2 separate regions of the Homo sapiens genome follow, and region 1 is linked to region 2. Evidence: chromatin loops called from intact Hi-C (ENCODE). Cell type or tissue: Caco-2. All regions are shown on one strand. Each heading gives the region's core, and the rest is flanking DNA. Links, peaks and the distances in the headings are about the cores only. Region 1 overlaps HNF1B (HNF1 homeobox B). Region 2 has its middle 28 kb from the start of DDX52.

Evidence for each region. A loop is a pair of places that touch in the nucleus more often than their neighbours do. Peaks named below come from ENCODE experiments on the same cell type or tissue, not always from the same donor. Only the 100,000 strongest peaks of a DNase experiment are listed, where the experiment ranks them.
Region 1: it touches region 2 in a loop (1.8-fold over the local background); 5 of 110 quality-filtered maps call a loop at or near these places.

What each region holds. Positions count from the first base shown.
Region 1 is chr17:37,732,837-37,743,764 of GRCh38, forward strand. It overlaps HNF1B (HNF1 homeobox B), which reads right to left. Exons shown (of 9, transcript NM_000458.4): 2 at 6,604-6,803; 3 at 721-985. Among named protein-coding and RNA genes, the nearest start is that of HNF1B, 6.8 kb to the right of the region's middle. RefSeq lists enhancers at 572-1,775, 8,807-9,309, 9,310-9,814. In Caco-2, for the core only: a CTCF peak has its summit at 4,499; no DNase peak of the experiment used is centred there.
Region 2 is chr17:37,665,815-37,676,742 of GRCh38, forward strand. No RefSeq gene overlaps it. Among named protein-coding and RNA genes, the nearest start is that of DDX52, 28 kb to the left of the region's middle. In Caco-2, for the core only: no CTCF peak of the experiment used is centred there; DNase peaks (open chromatin) are centred at 4,617, 5,310 and 5,747.

The DNA.
Region 1 (10,928 bases), core at 189-8,188, 66 kb after region 2:
TTTTGTTTTTTTGTTTTTTTTTTAAATAGAGATAGGGTTTCACCATGTTGCCCAGGCTGGTCTCAAACTCCTGGGCTCAAGCAATCCTCCCGCCTCGGCCTCCCAAAGTGCTGGGATTATAAGTGTGAGCCACCGTGCCTGGCTGGTAGTTAACAAGTAAAAAGAACTCTGTTGAGTCAGCGGGGGCAGAGTGGACTGAACAGATCTGACCAATTCTTACTCTCCTGCCAAGTTTCCTTTTGGACCACTGCATGTCTGACAATTGGTAGAGGCCAGATCTAGAGTCTGTGGCTAAGGGAAAGTTTTACCCTGGCCTGCAGGGAGGTCAAACACACAATTTCGCTTCCCAAGTATCATATTTTAAATTAGCATTCTCCAGAGTATCTTCCCTGGAAGAATAATTCATGGGGTTGTTTGTACTCTACCGAAGATTCCATAGTTAACAACCAATTCAACAAAGCTAAGTGGGTTTCTTGACTGCAGGGCTTCTCGGAACCTTTAATATATGTTGTGACTCTCTAAGGGGAAGTATCCATATGCTGATTCTCAGACTTACTGATTAATGAATTGATATTGGGGTTCTGTGGAACATACTTTGAGAAGCTCTGATTTAGCCACACTTATCTGTATAACTAGTGTCTCAATATCCCAGGACCGAGGGGAGGGTTCCTGGGTCTGTGTACTTGCCCACCTGCCCAGGTGAGCTTCTGGTGGTGTTACCTGTTGCATTCCTCCACTAAGGCCTCTCTCTCTTCCTTGCTGGGGTTCTTTTGCCGATCGTAGGCCTGGTACAAGATTTGCTGGGACGCGGGCCCCCATTTGAACCGGTTGCGGCGCATCTTCTTGTTGGTGGGCTCAGAGCAGGCATCATCGGACTGCCCAGGCCCATGGCTCTGTTGACTGAACTCTGGAAAGAGAAACAGCAGCTGATCCTGACTGCTTTTGTCTGTCATATTTCCAGAACTCTGGACTGTCTGGTTGAATTCTGAAAAGAGAAAGGAGTAGATTTGATAGGGTCTGTAGCCTTCACTCAGCAGACAGACAGACAGACAGACAGACAACGGACGAAGACACCTTTATTCCCCTCGTCTAACTAAGCTTTGCAACCTTCTCTCACTGCATGTGGAGCTGGAGATGGGGAGCCCTCAGCACAGGCCCTTACTGCCCACCTCAGTTGCTCCAGCAAAGCCACCCTTTTCCTTTCTTTGAAGGAGCTCAAACATAGCCAGCTATAGTTTTAAGAAAATTATTATTTTTTCCCCTTTGGCTCACTGGCCTTCAGAGATGAAGCAACACTCTGCATCCTGAACTCCTGTATTTGATGTCAAGTGGGTGAGCTCAATCAAGTCTCACATCCAGGGGAGAACTGCTCAAAGGTACAATTTACACTTGCACAAAATATTCAGAGGCTGTAGATAGCACTCCCCACCTCTCCTCCCTCTTCCTATATCCTAGGTATCTACATTATAAAGTCAGGTTTTTAGAAAAACCCCAAACCTTTTGGAACATGCTTTGAAATAAATATAACTGGAGCTTTGTATTGGAAAAAGAAAATGTGCTTTAGATCTCAAAATAATTTCAAAGACTACAAACACAGGACCTGTCTGGGAGTAGTGTTTAATTAGCTGGAAATGATGCTCCCTGTCTGTCCAATTCCTTGAGTCCAGGCATACTGTGACCATCAGGAGATTTTTGTGGAATGAATGAGAACCAGCAGCTCGGCCCAGAGGTGATGCCTTAGCCCACATGGTTTAATGAGATTTGATATCTACATTACCGAAGAAGAAAGCTTTGCTGTCCTCGTCTTCACATCTGCATGAAGCAGGGCTCATCAGGAGTGATTAATTCCATTTTAAAGATGAATAAACATGGAGGCTAAGCACTCTGCTGAGCAAAGACACGTAATACATTCATCTCCTAGCTCTGGGTCCCTATGTTCTGGATCTTAATATCTTTTTTTTTTTTTTTTGAGACAGAGTTTGCCTCTTGTTGCCCAGGCTGGAGTACAGTGGTGTGATCTCGGCTCACTACAATCTCCGCCTCCCGGGTTCAAACAATTCTCCTGCCTCAGCCTCCTGAGTAGCTGGGATTATAGGTGTGCGGCACCATGCCCAGCTAATTTTTTGTATTTTTAGTAGAGATGGGGTTTCATCATGTTGGGCAGGCTGGTCTCAAACTCCCGACCTCAGGTGATCCACCTGCCTCAGCCTCCCAAAGTGCAGGGATTACAGGTGTGAGCCACCGTGCCCGACCTTGATGACTTTCTTTCTCAGTTCCTGTAATTACTCCCACAGGTCACAGAAAGTGGAAGGCTACCACCTCCCTTTGTGATGTAAATGATGTGCCATCATTTACATGCCATCCTTCCTGTTCCTTTGGACAACTGGATCCAAAATCCTCAAGGTTCAAGTCAGGCTACTACTTAACGTTTGAATCCCCTCTACAACCCCACACCAAGTGGCCCTCCAGGCTATATGCCTCCAGCAGCAGGGAACTTACCACCTGTCTTAGGCTCATTTCCATTTTGCTCCATCGGGAGGAATGGTTAGGGCCCCTAGCCCGCCAAGACTTGCAATCCCAACTGCAGGTGGTGTTGGGCTTTGTTTAACTGTGGACTGATGGTGTCACTGGGGCCTTTGATTTCGGCCCATTCACCTTGGAGGATTCTTAGGCCACCTTAGGGCTCTGTTTTCAGTGGTGCCCAACAATGCCACTATAGACCTGAGAGAGTCCCTGTCAAATGTACTAGCAGGAAGTCACTGCTAGTGGGATCATGTGGGGCCCCAGCTTAATTCCCTCATCATTTAGTCTCCCCAGCTGTGGAATGAGACTGACTGAAAGCTTAGGGACACTAACTAGTCTTTTAGAATATCTACCCCTAGTCAGGATGATAGTGATGTTGGCCCAAATTCCTTTGGGGGTTATACTTTTTCTTTTTTTCAAACAAGGTCTTGCTCTGTGACCCAGGCTGGAATGCAGTAGTACGATCATAGCTCACTGCAGCCTTGACCTCCTGGGCTCAAGCCATCCTCTCGCCTTAGCCTCCCAAGTAGCTGGGACTACGGATGTGCAGGCCACCACATCTGACTAATTAAAAAAAATTATTTTTGTAGAGACGGGGTCTCGCTATGTTGCCCAAGCTGGTCTCAGACTCCTGGCCTCAAGCAGTCTTCCCGCCACCTCAGCCTCCCAAAGCATTGGGGTTACAGGCGTGAGCCACCATGCCCCACCTGATTATACTTTTCAAAGTGCTTTAGCCCCTCTATGGTATTTGACTTCACAGCAGCTCTCTAAATGCAGTTACTTGAGGGGAAATCCAAGGGGGAGAAGGAGATGTCCCCTGCTCAGTGAGGTCTGTCACAGTGTCTTCCCTCCTCCCCGTGGGCCCTGTGTGGCACCAGTAGAGTCACCAATGGCGAAAGCCAGTGTGGATCATCCCAAGGGCCTGGGAGCAATGTGAGATTTTTTCATTTGATGTGAACAGACACAATAACGGTTCACATTTATTGAACCTTTTCTGTGGTGAGGTATTGTGCCAAATCCTCTAAATATATTCCTTCATCTAATTCTTACGACCGCTCCATGTGAGAAGTACAGCCACCTCCATTTTACAGATGAAGAAACTGAGGTTCAGACTGGTGAAGTGACTTGTCCAAAGTCATGTGGACTTGGGGCAGGAGCCTGGACACGAGCCCAGCCTGCAGGCTTGCAGGCTCCTAACTACCAGCCTGTGCATCACCTCTCACTAAAAACAAAACCCAAGCCACGTACCCCGCAAACGCTTCATATCTGACTTGTGTGGAGGTGACAAAACCGATTCCTGAAGCTTTGTGTCTGGTGGGTGTGAGACACTCTCGCAGCTGCTCCCCAGTGTGAGGGCTGCCTCAGTCTCTCACCTGCCCTTTGAGGAGGTAGCAGGCTGAACAGTGTTCAGAACTCAGTGTGTCCTCAAATCAGCCAGGTGGGTTTGCCTGTAGGTGCTCAGAACCATTCGGGTTCCACTGACATCAGGGGCTTGGCTCTAGCCTCTCCCAATTTTTGAAGAACTAGACTCCCACATTTGCTCCCTCTAGCCACCAACAACTCTTCTCTACTTCCCTTCAGATTAATTGGGGTTGGGGAAGAAAATGTTCATTGCCCATGAAAATTATCTTGGAGAAGTTGGCTTCAGTAGCCTCTTTATAGGCTTGGGGGCTGCTTGGACAAGGAGGTTCTGTGTGTGTAGAGGGGCCCATGAATATTACCATTTGTTATTTTTAGTTTTTCCAGGAAATTTGTAATCATGTATCATTTTTTATTCTCTCCCCTCTTCCTCCTTCTCCTCACCCCATTCACTTGTGTCCCTCTTTTATTTCTCTTACTTCCTAATTCTTATATCATGCTTGCATGTCTTACATTCATCCTTCAAGACATGATTTGAATGTCACCTCTTCTAGGAAGCCTCCCATGATGTCTCCAGGCAATTTAGCAATTCCTCTGCTGCCCCTTGTGTATATCTTTATAACAGCTCTTAGAAAGTGAATGTCATTATTTACTCAAACATCTCCACTTCTTCACTGGATGGCAGGTAAGTCCCTGGAGAAAAGAACCTATGTATTCCATAGCTTAGCGTAGTGTTTGGCACATAGTAGGTGCCTGTATAATAGTTACAGAAGGAAGGAATGTTTCTTAAGCTTTTATGTCTCGTGTGACTTTAAAACAAAAATAACAACTGGGTGCGGTGGCTCACCCCTGTAATCCCAGCACTTTGGGAGGCTGAGGCGGCGGATCACGAGGTCAGGAGATCAAGACCAGCCTGGCCAACATAGTGAAACCCCGTCTCTACTAAAAATACCAAAAAAAAAAAAAATTAGCCAGGTGTGGTGGCGGGCACCTGCAGTCCCAGCTACTTGGGAGGCTGAAGCAGGAGAATGGCGTGAACCCGGGAGGCGGAGCTTGCAGTGAGCCAAGATCGCGCCACTGCACTCCAGTCTGGGTGGCAGAGCGAGACCCCGTCTCAAAAAGTTAAATAAATAAATAAATAAATAAAACAAAAATAACAATAACAACAATCTCTTGAAGAGGCTGTTGTATTTGTAAAACGTCCCTTCCTCAGCATCTTGAGAAACTTTCTGGACCTCTGTCTTTTGAGAAGTTTCCAGTCTGCCTTTCCTGCCTCCTTCTCCTTTCTGAAGAAATTCTCATTGAATACAGAGAGGCAGCACAGACTGGAAATGCTGCATAAAGCTTAAATTGGGCAGGGCCCAAGCGTTGTTGGGTCTTTGGAGACAATGGCTCCTGAGAATTTTTTTAGGCTTTCCAGGAACTACAGAGAGTTGCTTCATGTCAGGAACACAAATTCTTAAAGAGCTAGTCACCAAGTATGGGGGGCCAACCCATTCTTGGAAAGGTCTCTCGCTCTAAGCAGCAAACAGCTCTCATGTTGCTTCTTCCAATCTATTCATGTAATGCTCCCAACAAAAGCACAAACACCACAATATGAAATGAACACCTAAAACCATTCCTTTCACCAGCCCAGGGACATTGAGACAATAAATACTGAAACAATCACTTCAGAGCAGTGTGTAACAGAAGACAAGAGTCATTTTAAAAAGCAACAGGGAAAAAACCCAACCCAGAAACCCAGATAGTGGTGGAAATTAACATCTTGATAAAGACAGAGAAGCCTAGATAAAGCCAGAGGATAGTGTGTGGGGAGAGTGAAAACCGATACAAATTTTCCAGGAAAAGGATTGGATCAAAGTAATGAAAGTGTAATGTCAAAGAATACTTTCCTAAAATACAGACAGTATGTCATTCCTACTCTTGTTATTCATAGGCAGTTCAAACTTCTCTAGACGTACTTCAAAACAAAAACCTTTTAGAATTATTGGGTGGGAGAAATCTTGGGACAGAAAAAAAACTTTGGGATGGGAATGGGGATGACAAGAATTGATGGGTCAGAGTTCCAAATGCAGATGCTTTTCCTGTGCCCTGCCTTAGCCAGAAATAGCTTCTTCATGAGCAGGGCCACCAGCTGAGGTCCCCACACTCTACCAGTGTTGGTAAATGTGGGTAAACACCTTAAATTGCCTCAGGATTCAATCCCTCCCACTATCCTCCAAGAACAGGGTGAAGTTCTGAATATATCTCTCTATACAAATGCATTCTATTGTTGATACTTTTTCCAGAGAGGAGGAAATTAACAGTAATAGTAATCAATATTATTGACTGCAACGAAATGTCTTCTTTGGAAATTGACTGATGGTCACGTATCAAGGGGAGATGCTGGGTTTTCTCTCAGGGAAGACATTTCACTCTGTCACCTACTTGGTTTCAAAGAGAAGGAGGTGGAAGGAGGGGCCAAAAAGTTTAAGGTATGCTGCATACACTGACAGGCTCCTCAGAGCAACTGGCTGGGTAGCAAGGGGGCTGTGACTGAAGAACATGACAGAAGCCAATCCATTGTACAGCAACCACCAAGGCCAAATCTACTTGCCACCTTCCTCATATCTGCCAAGTGCTCACAAGGCCTTGTCGATGAAAGGGAAACTGAGGCAGCCAATGGGGTGAGAGGGCAAAGGTCACTTCAGGTTGAGGCAGAGGCAGGATGAAAACACTTACGTCGGAGGATCTCTCGTTGCTTTCTGACGTACCAGGTGTACAGAGCGGCACGCTTCTGGGTCTTCATAGGGGTGCCCTTGTTGAGATGCTGGGAGAGGTGCGACTGGTTCAGGCCGGTGACATCGACCACCTCCCTCTGGGGGATGTTGTGTTGCTGCATGTAACCCTTGATCATTTTAGCAGCCCTCCAAGGGTCCTCACTAGACAGACAAGCAGATGGTTAGGGTACTAGTGGGAGACATCTGGGGAGAAACATTCTTTTTCTAGGGGGTGCTACCTATGGTCTATGCAAAATTCTGAATTTTCCCCCCATCTAAGCTACAACTTTGGGGTAGACATGAGGCCAAAATGGAAGCTAAACAGAGGAGAAGGTGACTGCCCCTGTACGGTACACCTCATCCCTTTCTTCTGAGGTTAGTGGGCAAAAGAGGACTTCCCATCTTCAGGAATAAAAAAGCACCACCACCACTCTCTCTTATTAAGCAAAAAGAAAAGCTCTTGTTTTATTTAATTAATTAATTAATTTATTTATTATTATTTTTTTTGATGTGGAGTTTTGCTCTTGTCACCCAGGCTGGAGTGCAACGGCATCTTGGCTCACTGCAACCTCCACCAGGATCCTGGGTTCAAGCGATTCTCCTGCCTCAGCCTCCAGAGTAACTGGGATTATAGATGCCCAGCACCACACCCAGCTAAATTTTTTATTTTTAGTAGAGATGGGGTTTCACCATGTTGGCCAGGCTGGGCTCACACTCCTGACCTTAGGTGATCCATCTGCCTCGGCCTCCCAAAGTGCTGGGATTACAGACGTGAGCCACCGCGCCTGGCCATTTTATTTTGCTTTCCTCCATTTTCCTGCAATGTGGGAGATTTAAAAGGCAGGAGGCCCACTGGAAAGTGGGGATGCCTTTAGCTTGGGGCTGGACTCCCTGATCCTACAATGAAGTAGGGATAGCATCAGTTTCTGAATTTGCCCAATTTTAGCTTCAACCTCTCCTACATTATTTTCCTTTTGAATGGGTATCTCCATTTCTTATAAAACAGGGGTGAAATGTATGTGTTCACCTTCTAAGAAGCAAGGAGGATGTCTTAGCCAAATAGTAAATAATTTTCAGAGTTTTAGAAAAGTTTTCCAAAATACAATGTTGTATCTCCTTGGGACGGGAGGATCACACCACTGAGGTGAGGCAAGTAGTTAAAAAAAAAAAAAATCCACAGCTCCACCTTCCAGACAAAATCTACTGGGCTAATGGGGACAAATAACTTCAATTTCGGACATTAACAATTTTAGATGCTTGTTTTCCTGTATTATGTTTCTCATAAATTTTAAATACTGGATAAGAACATGGTTATACTTTTCATTTCTCATAAACACAGGTGTGTAAACTGCTAGTTTTAGCACCTTTGAATTTTATTTGTCTAGAATGGTTTCAACTTTGCCAATATCTTTTCTTGCTTATTGAACAGATGCTTTGAAAAGAGAGATATAATTTAAAACTAGAAATTAAAATAGTGTGCAGCACAGAACAAAAGTACTAAAGAAGCAATATATACATGTTTACTATTTATTTAATGCAGGTACATATTTAACTTACAAAAACCAGCACCCCATTACTGTATGTTGATATATATATTAGCTTGATAGAACAAGAAAAAAAACGGAAGGGAAAACTAGTTTCAGGTGAAACAAAAAAGAAAACGGTGTAGAGGCTGAAATAGATACAGCATTGCAACATAATAAGCAATTTTATTTCTAAATGGCGCCTTTAAATATGTCAAATAAAATTAATTCTGTTTAATGAATAAAAATCCAGTAATCGAACATATTTTATAAGCATTTGGGTAGTTGTGATTATTTTATTAAGACTTTGATATTAAACTCGTGAGAACACAGGCTTTGATAGAGATGTTTTTGAGAAATGCAAACTTTTTATATTAATTATATATAAGAACGAATTTCTCAAGTATTTACAAAGGTAATTTCCAAGTACACAATATGAGGAAGTAACAAGAAGAACAAAAAATGAGAAAACGAGTTACAGTTTCAAACGTGGAGAATTCACATTAAGAGGAAAATAATGTAATAAACGTTTTAGACATATCCTTGTAAACATCACAGATCATTTAAAAGTTTATTTCTGGTCAATATTTCCACCGATATTTTTAGGATGGAAAAATACTTTCAACGGCTACGAACAAGACTCCTCGAACCTTAGGGGAAAAATTGCATTTTAAAAGTGAATATTGCTTTAGCAAATTCTTCGGCTATTTTTCTTTTGTTTAAATGCCTTTACCTGTGTTCATTTTGTATGCCTAAGAAACCTAGAAAAATAGGGTACTGTTCTAAGTGGGAATGATTCTGTGGAAACAGTGAATTAGCCCAACAATTGGGGAGGGTTTAAAAAAAGCCCCCAAGAACCTTATAAATAATGGCAAAACCTTTTAAGTCCGACTTAAAAGAGTGAGGAGTAAGATGGCGCAGTTATACCTTCACAACCCTCTGACCCCAAAATTCACGTGTGTTCACCGGGAAGAGCCGGGAGAGCTGGTTATTTTTGTTTGTTTGTTTGAAAACACAGCTCAGGTTCAGAGGTTCCCTAACACCGAGAAAGGCACCGGTCCCGAAGAGGGCCTGCGGCCATTGTGTCCCAAGCGCAGGTGTCAAACGCCGGCCGCGGCGCCCGCAGGGTCCGTCCCGCACGCTCCTTCTCAAACAATGACTTTGCTGCCCACGAGCAGAGAAGCCTGGACTCCAGCGCAGTCCGCAGCGCGTTCGTTAAGGAGCCCAACTTCGGCTTCTTAGAATGCAGCCCACTTTCTAGACGCCCCCGGCGCACCTGCCTCGAGGCCGCGAGAAAGGCCAGCTCCGGCCGGGAGCCGGGGACCGGGAAGCGCGCAGTCCCGACCTTCCTCCCCTGCCTTTCTCTTCCAGGAGGTTTACTAGAACTCCGGGAACTCCAAAACGCGACTTTTCTTTCTCTTTGCTTTTCGTCTTAAGGGAACACGGTGGGCAAAAGAAGGGAGTGCGTGTGCCCGAGGCTTGGGAGCCCCCTGTGCAGTGACCTAGGAACCGCTAGCGATTTCTTGAAAAATTACTTTAATCAAGTCCGGCGCTCCCGGGAGCGGGGGAGGAAAGGCAGCACCCGCTCGGGACGGGAGAAAAAAGCCTCCAGGTCTGTCCCGCGTCTCCAACTCGGCGAGGGTCTCCGGCTCCCCAGTCCCTCTCCCTGCCCTGCTGGGGCCTGGGGCTTTGGGGAGGGAAGAGCGGGGCTGGGGTCTAAGGACCCTGGGCCGGGCCTGGCTCTCCGCCGGCCGGGCCTGCGGGTGTCGGCGACCCGGGGGCTCCGCGGGCGGCTCGGGCGCTCACAGAGCCCGCGTCCCGCGCCAGAGCGGTGAGGCCGCAGGGCCGCACGGGGCGCCTGGCTGGGTGCGCGCTGGGAGCGGCGAGCAGCCCCGCGCCCGCGTTTTGATCTCCTTCCCCCCTCTAAGCCGCGTTTACAACTTCACCAATGAATAACCCGCCTCTCTTTTCAACCTAATCACGGCTCTTTGTGTATCTTTCTGTTGATGATTTATAGAAATAAATTAATAACACCCCAACTCCACGTGCTGCAGTTTATGTTACGTCTCAGCTGCGGCCAGCCCGGCGCGGGGCTGGGTGCGGAGGGGCGCCCCAGGTCCTTCCAGCGCCGCGCTAGAAAGCGGGCGCCTGCGGCCGAGTGGGAGGGCCTAGGCCCTGTGGCCCCCGGTGGCCGGCGGTGGGAGCCTGGTTCATCCGCCAGGTCCTGAGCGACCTCCCCGGCAGCCCTGGCGCCCCAGCCGCTCCTAGGGGCCACTCTCTCGACCCCTCTTAGCCTCCGCGACTCACACCTTCCGCCTCGCGGAACTCTCTTGCAGGAGTTCTCTCCCGGTAGGGGAGAAATCACCTCCGGGCGGGAGAGCGACGAGGGAAGAACCTCAAACCTATGAATTATACCAAAGTGTGTTTGGGGAAAAAAAATCTACAAGTTCCCCTGATTGTTTTGGCTAGAGGGCAAACCGCCAGGCCCTCGGAGCACAAATTCAAATGCAAGGTCATATCCCACCCCAAACCGCCGCTGCGGACGTGCGGCCAAGGCTCAGCCCCGAAATCGCAGCGCTTCAGTGTCCGAAGCCACGCGATGGGCTCTGTCCTAAAGCGGAGTGGCCCGGGAGCGACGTGCTGTCTCAGGGAACCGCTCGGCTCCTTAGATAATTAGTAACCAGCTGTCAAAGTCTAGGGCGGTCGGGGAGGACCCACAAACGATCCCGGCCCTGGGGATACACTGCCAGCCGGCCTGAACTCC
Region 2 (10,928 bases), core at 906-8,905:
TCAAGCAGTCCTCCCACCATGGCCTCCCGAAGTGTTGGGATTATAGGTATGAGCTACCACGCCTGGCCGTAGAATGCATTTTAAAAGAGATACTTCAGAACAAACAATGCTTTTACCCATTTAAATGAGTTTTTAACAGTGGGAGTTTTAGGCAAGTTTTAGGCAAGTATTTTGCCTTAACAGAAGACTCTGCCTATTTATAATTTTTTAAAAACAGATTCATTGACTCTTAGAGTTGAATGGCTTCTTGTCTCATCCAACCCACTATGTAATGTAGTTATCCCTGTATTGCATCCATGACAGATCATCCTCCGGCATTTACCAACTGCCAGGGACGGGTTCACCTCACCAGCAAGCTGTTGAATAAATTCTCATGTGAATCCACAATCTGCCCACTGATCTAGAGAGTTGTTTTCTCCTTTACCTGACAGCTCTTCACATGTTTGTTAGTTTCTCAGACTACCTGTCTCTAGGAGGTTTAGTTATTGTCTGAATGAGATAGTTTCCAGACTTCTCACTATCCTGGTCATTCTCCTCTCAGTGCTTTCTAGTTGGCAAATGTCCCTCTTGAAAATGTTGCCTAGGCCGGGTGCAGTGGCTCACGCCTATAATCCCAGCACTTTGGGAGGTCGGGATAGGTGGATCCCTTGAGCTCAGGAGTTCAAGACCAGCCTGGGCAACGTGGCAAAAACCTGTCTCTACAAAAAATACAAAAATTAGATGGGGCTGGGTTTGGTGGCTCATGCCTGCACTCTCAGCACTTTGGGAGGCCAACATGGGAGGACTGCTTGAGGCCAAGAGTTCGAGACCAGCCTGGGCAACATGGTGAAACCCCATCTCTATAAAAAAAAGTACAAAAAGTAGCCGGGTATGGTGGCATGCACCTTAGTCCCAGCTACTTGGGAGGCTGAGGTGGGAGGATTGCTTGAGCAGGGGAGGGGAAGGTTGCAGTGAGCTAAGATCGCACTGCTGCCTCCAGCCTGGGTGACAGAGTGAGTCTCTGTCTCAAGAAAAAAAAAAAAAAGAAAGAAAACAAAAGTAAAGAAAATGATGGCTAGGTTTTTAAGATGTATTTGGATTGCAAACAAAGTGGGCCTCATATCATCTGGACACAGTTACTTCTATTGATGCTGTCTAGATTTGTGTCTTTAGTAGCTATGACACACTGCTTATTTGTGGTGAGTTTAGGGTTAATTAAGCCCTCCATATATTTTTTATTTGAACTGCATTTCTGAAAATATACTATTTGTATGTTAAAAAAGAGAAGAAAAATGCTTCTGAAGACAGGAATTTATATATATCCTCACTAAATTTAATAATTTGTGTGGTTACTTCATAATTGGCCATCTATAAATGTGATCAAGCATGCCTTCTGTATATAGAGCGAGGCCTGCACTTGCAGAATGCAAAGACAAATTGTCCTGCATTGCCTAATCATTCAGACCAGAAGCCATGGAGGTATATTTGTTTGTTTTTAATCTTTCATCCCCTATGCCCTTTCCTGCAGCACTCTGGAGCTCTCCAAGACAGAGCAAAGTCTGTGGGGAAGGAACCAGGACAGAAATCTACTCTGTTTTGGAGACAAATGGGGCAGCACCTGCAGCTTGGAGGCTGCAGCAGGTTACCAGGAAACACCTGCTTGGTCAGGGGTAGGGAAAGTCATTAGGACTGCTGTCCCAGGACAGAATAAAATACCATCCTCAAATTTCAGAACACTGGTACATTGGGATTTTTACTATAGAATTAAAATTCAATTTCTTTTTTTTTTGAGATGGAACCTTGCTCTGTCACCCAGGCCGGAGTGCAGTGGCGCAATCTTGGCTCACTGCACCTCTGCCTCCCGGGTTCAAGCGATTCTCATGCCTCAGCCTCCCAGGTGGCTGGGATTACAGGCGTGCACCACCACACCCAGTTAATTTTTGTATTTTTAGTAGAGACGGTGTTTTGCCATGTTGGCCAAACTAGTCTTGAACTCCTGGCCTCAAGTGATCCACCTGCCTCGGCCTCCCAAAGTGCTGGGATTGCAGGCGTGAGCCACCACTTCCAGCCTCAATTTCTTACATGAAACCACTTCATGAATTTTTAAAAAACTTACTTGATGTTGGAAGATCCACAGGAAGGGAAGGGGCGGCAGGAGTGCTCTCCTCAGCTCAGTCTCACACCTCCTGGTTTAGTGGGATTGGCATCCACCCTTCCATCTGACTAGCACAAATCAACTTCGAGATATGTTTTTGAGACCGAAATCCTAGCTACCCATATCTCCCTTCTGCCTATCCTGCTCAAAAACTCATACTTACAAATCAATAGACATCCTCCACCCCAACACATGCTCCTCATCTTCAATAAATACTTGTAACTTTGCCTGTGTAATATTCACAAGGACAGTGTTGTACGTGTCTAGCATTGACAGTGCAATAATAAAAACTGCAAGCATGTGGCACTTGTGATGTGCCACCCACTGTTCTAAGCACTTTATAGATGTGAACTCATTTCATGACGTTAATTCATTTCATCCAAAGGACAACAGTCCTGTGTGGTACATAATGTTATTATCTTTGTTTTACAGTTGAGGAAACTGAGGCACAGAGATTAAGTGTTTGTCCAAGGTCACATGGCTAAAAGTGGCAGAGTGGGATTGGAGTTCATGCAGTCCAGCTCCAGTGCTCTTAACCACTATCTTACACTGTCTCACTAAATTGTGGAGGGAGCTGCAATGGATATCTGTGTGGGGTGTGCAGCCCCAGTCCTGGGTTTTCGTCCATAAGCTGTTCTTTGCCAAATGATTTCTAATTATAATAACCAAGAACATGATTACTTTCTTAGGATAGGAACTGCCAGCAGGCTTTAGCTCCTTTCCAGATGAGGAAACGTAGGCTCGGAGTGTTAGTGTAGTCAGGGTCACATAGGGAATAAGTGACAGAAACAAGAATGTGAACCCAGCTCAGGGTGACTTTAGTGTCCAGACACCTCCGCTTAACCTACAATGTCACAATGGTGAGGTCAAATATTCAGAAAGAGCTTAGACACTCTCCATACCCTCTTTTTCATGGGCTAGAGAATACATGGAGGCCTTTCTTCAGGGAAAAAATCATCATAATCATTACCAAAGCATCTTGTCGAAGATCCACTGGGTGCTGGATGCTATAATGTGGGGTTTTTTTAAACTTCAATATGAGGATCCCCGAAAGTATGAGTGTTTCATCATCAACTTGGCAGAAGTTAGCTGAAGGGTATGTAAGCCTCCTGTCCTAAGATAGGTTTCTTCATTTCTTGAGCTGACAGGTTGAATTAAGTTACTGCTTCTCATATATAGCTCTCTGGCTTTTGCTTTAATTTTATTTTTTAAACTGGTGATAGCAGCAATAGGAGGCCCTTGCTTTTAGATCAAGCATAGCTTTATTTTTTTTCAGGATGCAAGTCAAGAGCATAGTTCCTAAAGAACCGTGTGGTGATGTCTGGGATCACTGGGGTGTGCACATTTATTTTATTTTATTTTATTTTATTTTATTTTATTTTATTTTATTTTATTTTATTTTATTTTATTTTATTTTATTTTATTTTTTTGAGACAGAGTTTCGCTTTGTCACCCAGGCTGGAGTGCAATGGCATGATCTCGGCTCACTGCAACCTCTGCCTCCCAGATTCAAGCGATTCTCCTGCCTCAGCCTCCCAAGTAGCTGGGATTACAGGCATGCATCACCACACCCAGCTAATTTTCTATTTTTAGTAGAGACAGGGTTTTGCCATGTTGGTCAGGCTGGTCTTGAACTCCTGACCTCAGGTGATCCACCCGCCTCAGCCTCCCAAAGTGCTGGGATTACAGGCATGAGCCACTGCGCCCAGCCGGGATGTGCACACTTCTATGCATACACATACACCTGGCACAGACAAGCACACGTACTGCCACGTTCATGGTGTGAATCCCTGGAAATAAGGGTGCCGTCAGGGGACCAGCAAGTGCATGGTATGGTCTCCATTCCTGGGTGCATTGATGTGGCCTGCCATGCCCTGCTGGGTTGAGGTGGGCCTGTTCTGTCTGCTCTGAGTCCTGGCTGGGTCAGTCTTTCCAGGAGTGTGGGGATACGGTTTCTATCAGGCATGCCCAACATATCCCCCTGGTCTTGGATCAGCAGGGCAGGCTGGCAGGAATGCCTACCTCAGAGCCCCTAAGCAGGGTTTAGGTCAGTGACCTCTCCACTCCCCACCTTGGCCAGCAGTCCTCCAGCAACGATGCCAAGGATGCTTATTTGTTTGTTTGTTTATTTATTTATTATTTTTTTTTGAGATGGAGTCTTACTCTGTCGCCCAGGCTGGAGTGCAGTGGTGCGATCTCAGCTCACTGCAACCTCCGCCTCCCAGGTTCAAGTGATTGTCCTGCCTCAGCCTCCCAGGTGGCTGGGATTGCAGGTGTGTGCCACCATGCCCAGCTAATTTTTGTATTTTTAGTGGAGGCGGGGTTTCACCATGTTGCCCAGGCTGGTCTCAAACTCCTGATCTCAGGGGATCCGCCCACCTTAGCTTCCCAAAGTGCTGGGATTACAGGCGTGAGCCACCGCGCCCAGCCCCAAGGATGCTTTCTTAGGTCAAAAGGGAAAGCATTGTTGCTGCCCTGTGGCCAGGCAAACAAGCTGCTGGCTTTGAAGTCACAGGGGATTTGCTCAGGCTGGAGTTGGGAGTCTGAAGGAGAGGCCTCCATGCCTTCCTGAAGCCTCACTGCGTTTATTAACTCCACCTGCCTACCCGGGCCTGGTGTGTTTGATGTCTCGGGAGAAGCAGGAGGAGGGAGGCATGCTCTGGGGGTCCTCCGAGGGACATCTTTCAGCCCCTGCTGAGCCTGCCATCCCACCTGGTCTGAACAGAAGGAAAACCAGGCCCAAGTCCAGAAGGGCTAGTGACAGGCCTGTAGTGAAGGGGACACCTAGTCCCCCTCCCTTCAAGGTAGTTTACAGGAGTGTGTTCCAGGGCCAGTTGGAGAGCAGGCTGCTTCCCTTGGTCATTGTCTTTATTCAGGTGGCATCCGGTGAGAATGAAAGTCAAGGGAAGACTTGAAGAGAGAAAGAGGCATCCAGAGGCAGCACTGGTGCCTTAAGGGGCCACAGCAGGTCTCTCCACTTTGCCCTGAGGTCCCCAATCACGCCTCTGCCAGGTGCCTCCCCAACTCCTGCCCCATGCTTCACCCCTTCTCCCCACCAAAGCAGCATGAGTGGGCAATTTGCCATTTCCCAGCGACAGCTCAGAAGCCTTAGGTAATGACCAGAGACATTCCCCACCCACCCCCTACTCACACTCAATAAAATGCACTGATGAGGAATCCATGGAGTGGGGAAGAAAGTTCTAGAGAGCAGGAGCCTGCGTAAAACAATGCTCGCCTCTCTGGGCTTGCCTTGCCCCAGGATTTCACTATGTTCCAAATCATGTTTTATTACCTTTCAGGGTTGGGCCATGGGAATGGGATAAGAAGCAAAGCATTATTATTAACCAGTTCCATGTCCCATACAATATTAGCCATGAATAGCTCCATCTCTCCCCCACAATTTCCCTATCAGCCACATTCTAATGCCCCCCACCCCCAACACCGCTCTCTAGTCTGTCTGTCTGCCTGCTCCCCCTGCCCCTGACATGTTGCAATTCAGAAAGAGCTTGTTTATGATAAGACCTTGAAATCTGGAGTTATAAATCCTGCCCAGGGCGGCCGCCCTATCTCTGTGCTAATGCTTGTGGTGCCAAAAGGAGGCTCACCTGGTTGTGACCCAGTCCCTCTTACTCCCTGAGGAGTTCCCTGCTCCTCCTCTGCAAACACAGGACAATGGGCAAATGGGAGTTACCTGTTCCAACAGGTGTTAGCTGGGCCTCACTTTCCTACAGGGTGATGAGAAGGTCACCCTCTGGCCCGCCCACGCTGGGCATTCCTGTGACTGTGAAAGCCCACCTTCGAACATGACCCTCCCTCTCCCCCACCCTCCCATGACTTCAGCTACAGGAGACTGAGCCCACCTCAATGGCTTTAAAAGTCCCCACTTGAAGCTTCTGAGTCCACCAACTAGAGAGCAGGCAGCACCTGCACTGGCTGGAGGGCCCTTGTGCTGCCTCTTTATTCTGTACAGGCCTCTGTCATTGTGTTTACACCATATTGCAGTTGGCAGTTGTTAGCCTTCCCTACTAAGCTATGGGCCCCTTAAGGGAAGACACTGTTTCTGATTCATCATTGAATTCCTAGGCCCAAAAGACTGCACAGAACATAAATATTTGTTAAATGACTAGGTGAATGGTGTCATCATTACCAGCACATATTTCTTCAGGGTATCTTATGTGCAGCGAACCTGCTAAGCAGTAGGGATACAAAGATTAATTGGACACCATTCCCACTCTCAGGGGCTTATGCTGGAGTCGGGGAGACCCACTGAAGCTTCACTTCCCTAGAGGTCAGAGGAAGAGCTGGATCTGGGGACCCCAGGAAGCTGCTTTGACAACCAGAGGCCTAGGGTCTTGGGAAAGTTTGCCCAGAGTGAACTTACCACAGATGCCAGAGACTCAGATACCTACTCACCATTGGTCTTGGTACATTCCAGAGTGGAGGTGATAACTTGCCAACTAACAGCATGTGGAGCCTTTTCCTTTGTGACTTGTATCCTCCTCTCAACAATGGGAATAAAAGTAATTTCTAGTATCTTCACTTGGAATGGATTTTTCAGCCCTTTAGCTCTGGGAAGAAAAGAAGTGAAACTGGCCCCCACTGGGCCCTAGCTGGAGCTGTACTTGTTAGCTCTGCCCCATACCATTTGGTTTAGGCTGCCTGTGGATTTGAGGCCACAGCTGCCTCCACCCTCAGGAGGAAGGAACGAGGAGGTCCAGGCATCTGTCTGGAGTTCAGTTCATCCCAACACACATTAATTGAATGCCTCATCTGTGCCAAGCATGCTGGACAGTGGGAATAGAGAAATTAACATCGTGGGTGTAGCTCCTCCTTTCAGACAGGGACTGATATCTCTGAGAACCTGTGGGAAGAAGGACAACCAGTTGATCTCTTGAGGACTGAGAGTCAGCCCACATGATATGAGAGGCTGTTGCATCCCAATGCCATTGTCTCATGGAGGGGACCTTTACTGTGTGGAGTGGGGGCCTAGCAGTGTATGTGTGGGCAGTGTGGTGCAGTGTCCATGGGTGGTGTTTTCTGTGTGGCTGTTTGCAGTCAGCGCTTTTGAAGCTTTTCATGTGAAGTACCATTAGTGGCAGAGAGTGAATTCACACTTCACAAGGGGCATGGGGTTTTAGATCACTGCACACAGAAACTTTCTTCGAAGCCCCATGTTTTGTCTTAAAAGTATGTTTAGGCTGCGCATGGTGGCTCACGCCTGTAATCCCAGCACTTTGGGAGGCCAAGGCAGGTGGATCACGAGGTCAGGAGATTGAGACCATCCTGGCTAACACGGTGAAACCCCGTCTCTACTAAAAATACAAAAAATTAGCTGGGTGTGGTGGCGGGCGCCTGTAGTCCCAGCTAGTCGGGAGGCTGAGGCAGGAGAATGGCGTGAACCCGGGAGGCGGAGCTTGCAGTGAGCCGACATTGCGCCATTGCACTCTAACCTGGGCAACACAGCAAGACTCCGTCTCAAAAAAAAAAAAAAGTACATTTAAATTTTCTATTTTCTACCATAATCCATCTGTTTGCTTTTATTGAAAAATGCAGTTAACATTTCTTATATCTGAATAAAATGGACATTCCAGGAAGATAAGCCATCTTTCCTGTGACTTCTTGCAACCTCTGGCTCACAGCCCTATTACCCTAGCTTGAGAAGCTTGCCTTTTGGGACATCAGGCCCAGATGTACCACATTCAGGGTGCCACCCCAAAGTGGATTTCTAACACACTTGCATGGTCCATGCCCGTGACCTGGAAACACTGTTCTGGATTTGGCCTATGCTGCCCTGGTCACACACTCCTTCAGTCAGACCCCACAGGACCATCCCTCCACCTCTCGGCTTATCCTGGTCCCTACAGCAGGGTTTGGAGATCAGGTGGCCAGTGACCATATTCCCCAGATGTCTGGGGCAATGGCCATCAATCTTTTTGTAGTCTCCTTCACAGAGAATGAGTAGGGCAGAAGCAGCAGTGAGCATGGGATCCTGAGGGGAGTTCACAACAACTAACACGGCCAGGTGCGGTGGCTCACGCTTGTAATCCGAGCACTTTGGGAGGTCAAGGCGGGCGGATCACCTGAGGTCAGGAGTTCGAGACCAGCCTGGCCAACATGGTGAAACCCTGTCTCTCCTAAAAATACAAAAATGAGGCATGGCGGCACATGCCTGTAATCCCAGCTACTTGGGAGGCTGAGGCAGGAGAATCGCTTGAACCCAGGAGGCAGAGGTTGCAGTGAGCCGAGATTGCACCACTGCACTCCAGCCTGGGAGACAGAATGAGACTCTGTCTCAAAAACAAAAACAAAAACAACTAACAGCTAATGCAGATACTTGAACTAATTATCTATCTAAAGGGTCCTGGTCTAGGGATTGTTCTCACAACTGCCTTGGTAGCTTTAGTACAATGCCCCGTTTAGTGTTCCCTGACACAATTGCTTTATCTGTATGAGGAAACGGAGTAAAGACTACATTTTATCTGGTAATGGAGAAGTTCTATGATCCCAAGTCCATATAGGTTTATTATGGATTCACCGTATTAGTGTTTTTTAAGTTTTTAAAGAAGTGTGATGCCCTCATTTTTTTCACTCACACATTAATGCATTTTCTTATTTATTCAACAAGTCTTTATACAGAACCTACTATGCTTCAGGCACTGTATGAAGTCCTGGAGATATAGTGGTAAGCAAGAATGGCATGGTCTGGGCCCCCTTAGAATTTGCAAGTGAGAGACAAAATTAAACAAATGGTCTCCATGGAAGCAAACAAAGCAAGTTCAAATGGGGCAAGCCCAGGGCTTTCTTCTGCTGACTGCTCCTGGATGTTCTGCCCAATAGCCTAAGAACACAGTTAGTAGGTCCTGGACTAAGTCAGGGATAACAATAGATTGTCTATGATTCCTCATATGGAAAGTAAAAACAAACGTAAAATGAAATTCACCTCCAAGTCCCTCCTCCTGCTCGACTGCCCCAGAGAAAATGCACCAAACCTTAAGTGTGCAAACACACTTAAGAATAAGGAAATTCATTATTTCATTTAGTCCTCAAATTAGGGCTGTGAAGTTAAGTGCCATGATTCTCTCCATTTCAAAGATACAGAACCTGAGACCTTAGGGAGGTGAAGCTCACCTGGCCAGGATGGGAGTAAGATGGAGTTTACAAATAGGGTGGGGAGGAGGAAGCTTTGGGGCATGACTCTTTTGAGACAGGGTCTCACTTTGTCACCTAGGGTGGAGTGCCGTGGCATGATCTTGGCTCTTGGCTTACTGCAACCTCCGCCTCCTGGGTTCAAGGGATCGTTCCACCTCAGCCTCCCAAGTAGCTGCGACTACAGGTGCATGCCACCACACTTGGCTAATTTGTGCTAGGATTACAGGCATGAGCCACCGTGCCTGGCATCTCTTGATTTTACTGAACAGTGCTGGGCTGGAGGCTTCCAGTGACTCTCCAGACAGACCCCTGTGGTTCTGGAGACTCTGCCACTGCCCCTTATCTTTCCTCCCCATGGCGCACACGGATTTGATGGCTCTAGGTGCTAAAAACTCTGGACTCTAGAACTCAGCTAAGGAATTGCAGAGCTGATGGGACAGTGGAAATGTGGGCAACGTGTCCGAACAACCCACAGCCCTGCCTCCTCCTCCCCAGACTGACCAATGACCCTAAGCCCTGAATGGATTTTTCCTTTTTTTTTTTTTTGAGATAGAGTCTCACTGTGTCGCCCAGGCTGGAATGCAGTGGCGCAATCTCGGCTCACTGCAACCTCTGCCTCCTGAGTTCAAGTGGATTCTCCTGTCTCAGCCTCCTGAGTAGCTGGGATTACAGGAGCACACCACTGCGCCCAGCTATTTTTTTTTTTTTTTTTTTTTGTATTTTTAGGAGAGACAGGGTTTCGCCGTGTTGTCCAGGCCGGTCTTGAACTCCTGACCTCAAATGATCCGCCCGCCTCAGCCTCCCAAAGTGCTGGGATTACAGGCATGAGCCACCGTGCCCGGCCCTATTGGATTGTTCCTAAGAAACTTGGCATGGCTTTGGCAACTGACAATCCTGACAAAGGATTATCACTTCCGCCCTTCGCCTTTGGAGTATCTTCATCTAAGCCTTCACTGCCCTTAAAGGAAAATTCAGCTGAATTTGGAATGAATGAGGTTGTACAGCTAATCATGTTTAGAGTCACCTTCCTATGACATTAAGGCCTCCAGGAGAGTCATTGAAAAGTCTGTGAGGTCTGCTAATTCTATTGAGAGTGAGGAATGTGTTTATTCTTCCAAGGGGCAAAGATCCCCCACTCAAAATGACGCTGCCACATTGTGTAACCAGGAACGTGGGTTGTTGCTGATGTAAACAGATGGCCAGGGGTGGACCTGCCAGGATCCCGGGTCTCCTTTTCCCAGAGGTGTTTCTTATGAATGGTTGTGCCCAGTGAAGCAATTTCCTGCCTTGTAAACTGCTGCCCACCAAACCACATCTCCTATCTATCGCTGCCTGGCTCTGGGTCATAAAACAATTCCCCACAAACCAATCAGAGCCTGATTAGGAGACCTTGAGTAACAGGAAAATTACCCTCCACCTGCAGATGTAATGACACTTTGCAAGCTAGTGGCTTTGCAGTTTCTGAACGTAAACATCACATGCTTTACCCCATGCCCCACCTCTGCTCATCTGAGATGTGGGGGCTACATATTTGATTCTCAGGCCCTGGTTCACTCTGCTGGGGCACCGGCTGACCAGTGACCCATTACCTTGACCTGACACCCTGCAGCCTGGAGAACACATTTCACTCTGTCAGATCATGATT